Regions from separate parts of the Homo sapiens genome. Here region 1 is linked to region 2. Evidence: chromatin contacts called from ENCODE POLR2A ChIA-PET data. All regions are on one chromosome and are shown on one strand. Each heading gives the region's core, a stretch centred on a gene start or an enhancer-like site at or near the end of the contact. The rest is flanking DNA. Distances are from core to core; before and after follow the strand shown.

What was found. ChIA-PET counts read pairs that join two places held with the same protein, here RNA polymerase II (POLR2A).
Region 1: POLR2A ChIA-PET joins it to region 2 with 11 read pairs in OCI-LY7. The contact joins the promoter of UTS2B here to the promoter of BCL6-AS1 in region 2. POLR2A ChIA-PET finds 5 or more read pairs at or near these places in 2 of 52 experiments (OCI-LY7 and activated CD4-positive, alpha-beta memory T cell).

Annotation. Positions count from the first base shown.
Region 1 is chr3:191,329,276-191,334,692 of GRCh38, forward strand. UTS2B (urotensin 2B) reads right to left here and starts at 1,251. Exons shown (of 9, transcript NM_198152.5): 1 at 1,139-1,251. CCDC50 (coiled-coil domain containing 50) reads left to right here and starts at 119. Exons shown (of 12, transcript NM_178335.3): 1 at 119-448. The coding sequence starts at 400. RefSeq lists enhancers at 1-287, 288-888 and a silencer at 1-274.
Region 2 is chr3:187,740,158-187,745,322 of GRCh38, forward strand. It overlaps BCL6-AS1 (BCL6 antisense RNA 1), which reads left to right and starts at 3,512. Exons shown (of 2, transcript NR_173091.1): 1 at 3,512-3,887; 2 at 5,087-5,165. The region is part of intron 1 of BCL6 (BCL6 transcription repressor); the gene reads right to left. RefSeq lists enhancers at 1,032-1,533, 1,534-2,033, 4,424-4,949.

The DNA.
Region 1 (5,417 bases), core at 1-2,500, 3.6 Mb after region 2:
TGATCTTCGCTCGCCAGCCACTCGCAATTGCGGTTACAGACCTGCAGCTCCCCCTCCCCCAGCCGGCCCGCCCGCCTTTCTGTCTCCTCTCTCCCTCCGTACTGGACGGCCCCGGTCCATTTCCGGGCTCCGGATATTTGGTATCGATTGGGGCCGGGGACGCGGAGCAGGTGGCCGCGGCGGGGCAGCTGGGCCGCCAGCTTGGTGCCTCGGGGACCGTCTCCCGCTGCTTTGGTCACCAGCCCCTGCCCGCCCGACCCGCTCCGTTCTCCGGCCTGCGAGCCCTGCCGGCCGGACTTTGCGCCGCGTCCGGCGCTGCTGCTGCGCTCGGGGCCCCGCTCGGCGCCGGCGGTGACCGGGAAGCCCGCGTTAAAGGGGCAACCGGGACCCTGGCCCGGTATGGCTGAAGTCAGCATCGACCAGTCCAAGCTGCCTGGAGTCAAGGAAGGTAAGGGCCCCGGAGGGAGAGCGCGCGGGACCCTCCCCTCTCCCAGCCCGAGGTTCTCTCAGGTCAGGGGCGTTGCCATTTCGGCTCCCGCGGCCCTCGCCCGGTGCCCGCCCTGCGTTGGCCTTGCCCGGACGTGAAAGGAATTGAATTCAGGTTCTAGTGTGGGACGTTGGGCAAGTCTCCGACGTTCCAAGCCCGTTTTTTCTCAAGGGGGTGGTTGGGGGGGGGGGGGGCTAGCAGCAGCCCCAGCAAGTAGGTGGCTGTGCCCGTGTTCTCGTGCATCGCAAAGCCTCAGTGGACGCTGAGAGCCGGGTGAATCTGACTTACTCCGCTTCTAAAAAATCGAGGCCCAGCCTGGCTGGCTTGAAGGCTGGGAAGTGGAGAGGGGTTGACATTCAGTTCCGTGTGGAGCCTTTGTTTTGAAACATGACTCTTTCCCTCCTTCTCTCCCTACTTTTCCTAGGCCGGCGTCTGGCTGGCTGACTTTCCCACCTTCCTCAAGGTTTAAAAGTTTAGTCTTGGCTGTGTTCTGCGCGGGCGGGAAGCCACTATAAGCATTTTCTTACAAACAAAACACACACACACACACACACACACACACACACAATAGTGAGCGAGGGGAACAGGGGACTGATGGCCTTGTCATTGCTTTTTGTACCAATGTCCAGGAAAGTAGAGATTAGTACTGACCTGGCTTTAGCTGACAGCAAGTAGCCTTTTGACTTCCCTTCTCTTGTTTTTCCACTAGCTGCCTCAGGACCTAGCTTTTTTTTGCTGAGATCTTAGGTGCTGGATCGCCTTATGCCTTGAGTTATCTTTGTTTATTCTTTGGTCCTAGGAAGCATAGACGTTCCAGAGTGCTGACGCAGACCCCTAAGTTCCAAGGGCTTTGCAAAATCGGCTTCTGTTGTGAATGTCATTTGTATCGATTGAATACTGTAGCCTGAGGCGTCTTGGAGATGTGGAATTGAAAATAGTTTTTGCTTTCTTGGAACCGCTTGTTTTATTGCCAACTTAATTTGACTCCGTTGGTCTTGTGTGTGCTCAGGCCAGCCCAAAAATCTCAGGAAAATGAGGGACTGCTTGATTGCTTTCTCAGAGTTTCAAGCACTAGGAGACTAGTGACTAGTGGTCACTGATTTTATGTAGAATTTCTGATGGGCCTAGTTCTGTCTTACTGTTCCGGAAGGGTGTTAAAGCTTAGGCGTGAGATTTTAGCGTTAATACTTTTCTACCTTTCCGTCCCTGGTATGGCTTTGATGAAGACTTAGGGCTTTCACCTGTAGAAAACAGTTTTCACTCTGCTGTCAAGACTAAGGAGGCTGAGCGATAGGAAAGGCGGATCCATACTTTTGAGAGTTCTTATCTTAGAGATTGTCTGGTTATCCTTTACTTTTGGATATGAGGGTTTTTTGTGTGGGTATGTGTTGGGTTTGTCTCTAGAGAAAGAGTGATCCTTGTGCAGTGTGTAGTGCATGGTGAGTAGAATGAGAATTGGAGTTCAAACAAAACCTGGTATGTATAGTATTAATCATATGGTGCTATGATTTTATCCAATCCCCTATTCATGTGAGTGAAAAAACATAAAACTCTTCATATACATTTATATTACCCTTAGGTCTTCTGATTTCGTACCAAGACATGAATGATGTATTCTAACATATTATTTCTCAAGGAGTTCCACAAACACCTTCCATATAAAAATGCAAGATTTTTCCATTTCCACACTCTAGAGTCTAATACATTTAAATTAGCTTTCATTTTGCGTAATACGGTGTTTGGCAATCTCTTTTATGTAATCTGGTAAATTGGTAAGAAAATTCAGTGTGGCTCTTTCATTAAGTTACAATTAAATATTAATTTTGAAGGTGGTCAGGAATCGATGAGATCACTGTCTTTGTAAACATCTGACTTTTCTAGTTCCAAGATCATCAAAGGAAGTGATGTATTATACTAGGAATGTCCTACTAATGGTGGTGAAGTTTTTGATCTGAGAAGTATTCAAGTCTAATAAAGTGTATCCTTCCCTAATATAACTCTTAATTATGGCCCAGTTACTCCCTAACAGTGTCTTTATCCTAATTAAAGAGAATGAAGCTTGTGCCCCTGATAGGGTAAAACATGTGCAAACATTGAGACTGTGGTAATATTGAAACTCCAACTTCATTTGAGAAGGGTTAGTAGTAGTAATTAGTTTAATATTCTGATGCAGATTTTTGAACCCCATTCAAAAAAATCCCTGTATCTGTCTCCTCTACTTTTTAATTTAAACTTTTGATAGATATATATGCAGTTACAATTTATATTCAATTTGGTATCATGGGGTAGATTCCAATAGAGATTAAGAAGAATAGTGCAGTGAGTGTGTGCCCGTTTCCATTGCTGTTTAGGAGGGGATGGGGCACCCTGTGACCTTTTGTCGTGAACATTTCAATAGAGGTCGTGGGTAGCAGCTGACATTAGGGTAAGGGGATATTTAAAAATCTTCTTTCCTAGGTTGAAATCTAATGCTTGCTTACTTAGTTTTTAAGGAAGTCAAAAATATTCATCATTTGGACAGACCTTTTGAAAAAACACACACACATACACCTATGGTAGTATTTATACCTTGGTAAATCTCTTAAACTGGGAGACAAAGGGAAATGATTGAGTTCATATGTAGGTGAAAAGAATCAAGTCAACTAAGTGTCAACACATCATTTTTTCTGGTTAAAAGTGTGTTTGGAACATCTGTATACTTTTTGTAATGGAAAACGCTGTTGCCAATATTCAGGAATAATACTCTATTTCTTCTGAAACATTTGAGGTTCTAGATTTGAAATAATTTCCAGCCATTTTAAACTTCAGTAGGTCTATAACTGAAATGCAAAATGCAATTTGCGAATGTTAGGGAAAGGAACAGGCATGTTTCAACAATATTCTGAAAGTTTCTTGGAGTTCAGAGCTGGAAACATATTTTTGTAAAAAACTTTTAATCAGTTGACAAACTTACATTTTTCAGGGGGTCAGTTTTAGCTTCTTCATTGAATTTTTCTTTTCTGAACCAGCAATCAAGACTCCCTACTTCCTTTTGCTCTCCAAGTTCCTGTATCGGTAAATGAATTGTCCACTTGCTGTAATTTTGCCATTTAGCCCTCTCTAACCAAGATGTTGATCGAGGCCTTTCTAGACATTTTGGCGTTTCATCAACTTCTTTGCAATTTCTTAAGCATTAGAGCTTTACCACTTTTAGCCATGCAGTGCATGCTTTCAACCTCTCCTATTTTCTCCAAGTGTTAATCTTTATTTTTCTTTCCTTACAGCAGTTCTCTCAATCTCATTTTTATGTTCAATTCTTACATTCTTTAGGTGGAAAGTTCCACTGTCTCAAAGTTGGTGAATTCTGTGTGTGTTGGTGTGCATGTGTGTGCTTAACATCTGAAATCAGTTTACCTAGGAGTGACTTACTTCTTGAAGTACAGGTAGCTAGCTATTCTGGGAGCAAATCCTTTTTCTTTAGTGAAAGATACAATTTAATACATTTTTAGAAATGTCTGTAAAAGGAAACATACCTAGAAAGCACTGATTTATTTTAGGTTCAGGGCACTCCAGTGGCATAATGTGTTAAATTAAGTTAATGGCGTACATCCAGACCTTCAAGGGGGAAAGATATAAAATTATGTCTGGTACCATCAGTGAACCCAGTAGTCTAAGAAATTTAGAGCTTATCACATGCACACTAGGCATCTAAACAGATGGCAGTGTCCATGAGATGTACATATATCTGGCTACACGGCAAACCCACTTTCCCTGTTTTTCAAAATTCCATAACAGTTTTTGTTTTGGTTGTTGGTTTTTAATGAGACCCTGGCTGGATCTCTTGGAGCTAGGAGGTTTATGTCTTAGTTATCTTGCTGTACCCTCATTTGGATGAATGTCTTTTATGTAATCAGCAACTATTCAGTAAATATTTGCATGTGTGAATAAATGAATGAGTGAATGAATGAATACATTATTATTCTCTGTTGGTTTAGGAATCTTGTCTCTGGCATAATTATTTTGTATTCTTTTTCAGAGTATAAGCTTTTAAAAGGCAGAGATAATACCTTTTAAACTGTGTGTATCACTTATTTATACCAGCATTAAATTTATAAAAACTTCGAATTTTTTTCTAATTTTTTATAGGTATGTCTTGTAAATAGAATTCATTCAACATAGATATGTATTACATAGAAAAATTAAAGAAAGTAATTTGTTGCTTTCTTTTCTGACTTTGGAGATAATCATTAAGAATAGAATTTTAGTAAAATTTTCTAAATGCTATTTTGTGTTTTTGATTTTTACTTGAGTAATAATAGGTTTAATTTTTTGTTCTAAGTACAAAGCAATATCACTCAATTTGGGAGCAGGAAGGAATCTTAGATAATTTGCATATCTGCTGTGTGCCACATGTTGTGTTGAGGGTATTTCCACAATAAAAAAAAATTTTCCATGGTACATGAACATGATCTTTGCTGTGGTATAGAATGCATGGAGTTGTTGAAAGAACTGTCTGAATTCATATGTGCACCAAAAATGGCTTTCACAAAAGGGAAGAAAATAGTATATTGCCATATGTAGACTTGCATTACTTTTTTGAATGAAGAAGGGAATTTTCAAATGGATGTAACTGTTAATTTGTAAAATATATATTTTTTAAACAGGTACTTAACGGACGACTCACACGTGGGAAACCATAGTTAATTGGTACTTTAAAAAGAGATTTCAGAGTAGAAAGCACTAAAAACCACTGTTCTAGGCCAACTTCCTTATTTTCCAGATGAAAATCCCAGGGTCAGGGAGGGCAAGTGAGTTGTATTAAACCACTGAGGCTAAGTAGCTAGGAATTGGCACATTGGGGCCTAGAATTAGAAAAGTTTAGAACTGTGAGTAGTTGCTTACACAGCTTATTCTTCCCTCCATTTCTTTTTACCTACCTTCTCTTTTCCTT
Region 2 (5,165 bases), core at 2,262-4,761:
TCGGAGAAAGAAAACTTTACGGAGGAACTGTTGTGGCACAAATTCTGGCCTATCCACATGACCCCCACCCCCTCACACACACACACCCGGTTTCTCGCCAGGCTACTATGCAGAGGATGTTAGGAAGGGGAAGAGAGCGATTTCAGAATCGAGGCTCGCCCTGCAAGTCTTTGGTCCAGGCCTTAACCCCCCTCTTAACACGCAAACCCCCGAGCTCCGAGACCCACACCCTTCAGCACCATCTGGGCTTTTCGTGTCATTACCGAAAATCTTAGGCCATATTTTCTTTAAAAAAAATCCTCCAAGACTGCTGGGGAGCGGTTTCCAATGAACACTGGCAACAAAGGTGACCTAAGAGGTTAAACTCATGGTTCTGGCAGCCGCTCCTTTCTCATAAATACTTCTAAGGAGCTGAGATAAACCCGCCTTTGGCTTTCAGTCACTGACATGAAATTCAGAAGCTTAAAATCTGGTCCTGGTTAAGTCACTAACTCACCACTAACAAGCCTCCTCGTCGGGCCTGTTTCCTCAACTGCAAAACAGAGTTGTACGTCCCAAAGCCCCTGAGCTCCTAGGTGGCATCCTTCCACTACCGACTTCCCCTAAGAGGGGCCACAGGGACAGGAAGATGGTGTGTTCGAAGCGGGTTATTTGTGGTTTTTCTTAGTGCAAATAGATGCTCATCGCTGAGTGATGGGCAAGCAGCGAGGCCTTTCTGATTTTCATCCCTCTTGCCAAAACTTTGGAGGTTGTATGCCATCCCCATTGGAGGGTGCCCTCCTTCTGTCAGTCCTAGCATCTGGTCAGGGTACCGCCGCCCGGGAGGTGGAACGGCGAGCCCACCGCCCATGGCCGCGAACTCGATCTCAGCCCACCGCTAGGTGGCAGGCCAGCCCGTCCGAGAATCGCCGCGCGGCCGCAGCTTCCACACCGATCCCTACCCGCCCCTCTTTATTTTCTGTCTGGTGGGGGCGAGGGTTGGGGGTGTGATTGCCTCTAAAAGCAAAGCTAGAAAACATTTAATTTAGTGTATGTAATTCCGTTCCTCCCGATGCTCCCGCCTCTAGCAACCACAACGCGGTATCTGGAGCTGGTTTCATGTATCATAAGTTGATTTCTCCCCCAGCCTCCGAAAAGCTTTATGTACTGGGAAGGGAAAGAAGGTGCACTTGTCTTCAAAAGGCAGAATGGCACTCGACAGTATTGGCAGAGATTCTTGCCAAACACTGGTCATCCAGCAAAGAAAGTCGGGAATAAACTCCTGATCTTCTCGGAGGAAAGGGGCGCTGGGGGCCGAGTGCTGGATCCCACTCAGGCTCACTGCGCCTGGCAAAGCGGGGGAGTGGGGAGTCGGGTATGGTCTTTTGGTGAAGTTGTGGGTCTCGGAGTGGACATCGGGAGGGTTGGGAGGGGCCGTTCCTGGTTTCCACTGGGGCAAAGAGAAACCAGCCAGTTCTGCCACCACGCTGCACCCTCGCTGTGCTCGCGGCGGCAGCGGCGGTCCCACTTGTTGCGCAGTGCTGGAAACCGGCACGCGCCATTCGATGTTGATTCACAGAGGGCTACAGACCAGCCTACCATTGCTCCACGCCATCCACAAACCTCCTCAACACACCCCCTACACATACGTCCTGCCACCGCCGGCAAAACTACAGCATTTCCAGCCACTATGGTGTTTTACACCAAAACATCCCTCACTATCTCGGTATCAGACAGGCAGCAGAATTAAGATGCCCTGAGAAGTCAATCCAAGGGGAAGGCCGGGCTACCTCCGCCTGGAGAACTCTTCTACTTAAAATCAACCAGGCACCCTCCCCCCACCAAAAAAAAAAACCTTAGAACCACGTTGCCTATTATAACACCATCCTAGTTGGAAAGCAACATTTTTCTTCCCTACTTGATAAACTTCAAAGTCCTTTTTATCCGTTAGTTTTATCTCCCCTATTTTTTTTAAATCTCTGGGGGAAAAATGTTTCATAAGTTCACTTCCCAATATTTTTCAAAAATTGACTTTTGCCAATAGTTTCACCCACCGAGGGGTGGCGCTGCTGCACCGCCTCCTCTATATCTCTTAAGTTTTTCACAACAAAGTGGGTTGTGAGTGTCATTACCCTGTAGGGGATAGAGGGAAGGAAGGGTTTTGACATCTAGCCGTGGCTACCATTTACTCAACCAATAACTGGAACTCTTCAAGGGCTCAGCAAACGACAACTTAAGCATTTAGAGTCCCATCCCTATCCACCAAACCCAGAATAAGTTAGTCTTTTCAAGAAAGCATTGGTATAAAACCCTTCAAAACTGAAAAGAAGAAAGGGGCAATTGGAGAATTCCCACTTTTTCTGGCTGTCTCCTTCAAGTCGCCCAGTTTTTATGAACAGCATCTAGCCTTACTGTCACTATCAACAACCCTTAAAACTAGCCAATGCTTCGGCCTCTAGTATTGGAAAGTCTTCCAAATAGGATACTGGAAACTTCTATTTATAAGCTTGGGGTGGCGGGCGGGGCGGGGAGGTGGAGAGAGAGTTGCCATCTACAGGTTTCTATTTTGGCCTGAAGACTCAACTGCAGTCATTAGAGTAAGGGAATGCCCATCTCCTGGTACTTGTTCGCCATTTCCTCCTCCCCCAGAGACAAATATCTTTTCGTCTTTTTTAAAAAAGTATATATTTTAAAGCAAGAATGTGATTTCATCTCTCTTCTTTGAGCTCATGTTTGCTACCTCCAGGAATAGCGTGTGGACTAGGGCCAGATGAACTTCAACTTGGGCTGCAGATTTACGAGGTTCTGTTCTAGTGCCAAAGGCTCTTGGTAGTAAATAGTGAGCAAAATAGATACCTGTCTCCTGATGGATCTTGCCGCCCCCTCTTTTTTTTTTTAAGTTATTTATTAAAACCACACACACCTTGCAAAGAAAAAGGGAAACTGGCAGTCTCTGTAGAGGAAGCCGGTGGCATCGCTCAGAGCCACAAACTGTATTTCTAAACAGCCCTTTCCCTGGTTCCCTCTCTCCTGCCCCACTTTTTTTAAAATCCAGACTGTAAAAAACACATCTACTGACACTCACTTTACTTTAAAAAAAGAAGAGAAAAAGTAAAGCGTTACAAGACTTTCCTCCTGGAAACTATAAACTGAAAAAAAAATCCATAAAAGATTAAATCCTGGCGGGTTGTGGGGTGGCGGGGGCCGGCGGGGAGGGGGCGCGGAGTGGAGATTGGCTCTCTGAGGTGGTCAGGGGCCCTGTGACAGCTTGGGACTTTCAGCACCTGGTTTGGGGTCATTTATCTGCTCAACTGTCAGGACCCCCCACCCCCAAACCCCAGCCACCAACACAACCATCGTAGAAGGGAACACAACACAGAGGGTCTTTTTTCATTTTTTTAAAAAATCGGTTTGGTTGTGTTTTTGTTTTCCATGGGGGAGCTTTAAAACTCATTATTGCAACACTAGTTCCATTTTTCGCCAGGGTTCCAATAACACGGCATCATAAAGGCAACGCAACCCACAGTTCTCAAGACATTTACCACGGTCACTACATCCGGCAGCGGGGTGGCCCCTAGCTCCTGCTGCCCCCCCGCCCTTTCTCCCCGCCCGCCCCCGGAGCTCAGCCGATTTCTGAGGCTCCAACTCTACCCACTCCCTCCCCGGGCCGCCGCCGCCGCGCCTTCCCCCATTCTTACTCCCTCGAGGAGAGCCACAGGTTGCAAATCCAACCAACCTCGCAATCTATTTTTGCAAAATCACTCACAAAGATCTCCCTTTCGCGCCCGCGCCCGCTCCTCCCGCGCCGGGTCCCCTCAGCCACGGCCACAAAGTGCCCTTCTCTCCTCCTGAGTCTTGCACATAAGGAACGCGGGCTGGGGCTCTGTTCGTCTTTCTCCTCGCCCAAGGTAAGGACCTCGGGAATCTGAAGCCTGGCGTCCACTACGCTCAGGCCCGCAGTTCCCTTTTTACAGAGCTTGCACCATGGGAAAAAATAAAATAAAATTTAGGAAAGGGAGGCAACAGCCATTGGGAGCCAACACAGAGTCACGCAGCGCCCAAAATACAAACACCGCAGCGGCCAGAAATCCCGCCACCTTTCTCGTTCTCCCAGGCTGTCCTGTCGAGGTTCCCTGAGTCCCCCCGCACACTGAAAGGCATCGCAGGTGCAGTGCGCACCCCTTTCCCACCCACCCCAAGAAGCCCTGTCCCGCCATCAGTCTCTCTCCTCGGGATGAGCAGGGAGAGCGCGCGGAGGTTCCCGACTCCCTCGACTACAACCAAGAAAGAATAATTTTCAAAGTGTTCAACATCCCCGCCCCCAAGCTCCCCAAAACACAGGGGCAGGGAACACCAAAACACTCGGCTCTCATTAGGAAGATCACGGCTCTGAAAGGAAATAGTAGACACGATACTTCATCTCATCTGGATTTATGACCAAAAAAACAAAAACAAAAACCCAAAGAGTTCGCTTGCATTTTTTCCTTCCAAATCTCGGTTCGGCTCGAAGGCAGGGAATCTAAAAGACCGAGGCCGATGGAAGAGAGCCAGCGGGGCGAGCGAGCGGGCAGCCTCCCTTTTTGCCTCCCGGAGTTACCCAGAAGGACAGGGGAAGGGAAGGAAGAAGAGGCGAGGAAAAAGAGGAGGGAGGGAAGCGGAGGCCAGGAGCGACGGAGCAAGGAAAGCAGTTTGCAAGCGAGAAAAGAGGGAAAAAACACAGCCGCACGAATCCAGAGAGATCACAAGCCGTACGCAAGCAGCAGCAGAAAGAGCGAGAGCGCGAGCGCGCGTCCTCTCCGCGGTCTGGGGCCAGACAGCCCCCAGACTAGCCCGAATCACCCCCCAAGCACTGTCTCGTCCTCTCTGCTCCGGCCGCCCCCTAATTCCCCTCCTTCCTCTCCTCCACCTCCTTTCCAAAAACCAAAACAACACAAGGGAGGGTGGCAAAAGCCTCCCCAAACCGGCCGATTCACTCAAAGACAACAATAATAATAATAAATACATAACAATCTATATCCTATGGTGGGAGAGACGTGGGACTAATCTTCGGCATTTATTTTAACACCTGACAGCTAGAATAAATAAATATATACATTTATATCAATAGATACACATAGAAAACTTGGAGCCAAAGCATTTGGCAAGAGCGGAAAAAAAAAGAATTAAAAGGTAAAATAATGATCATG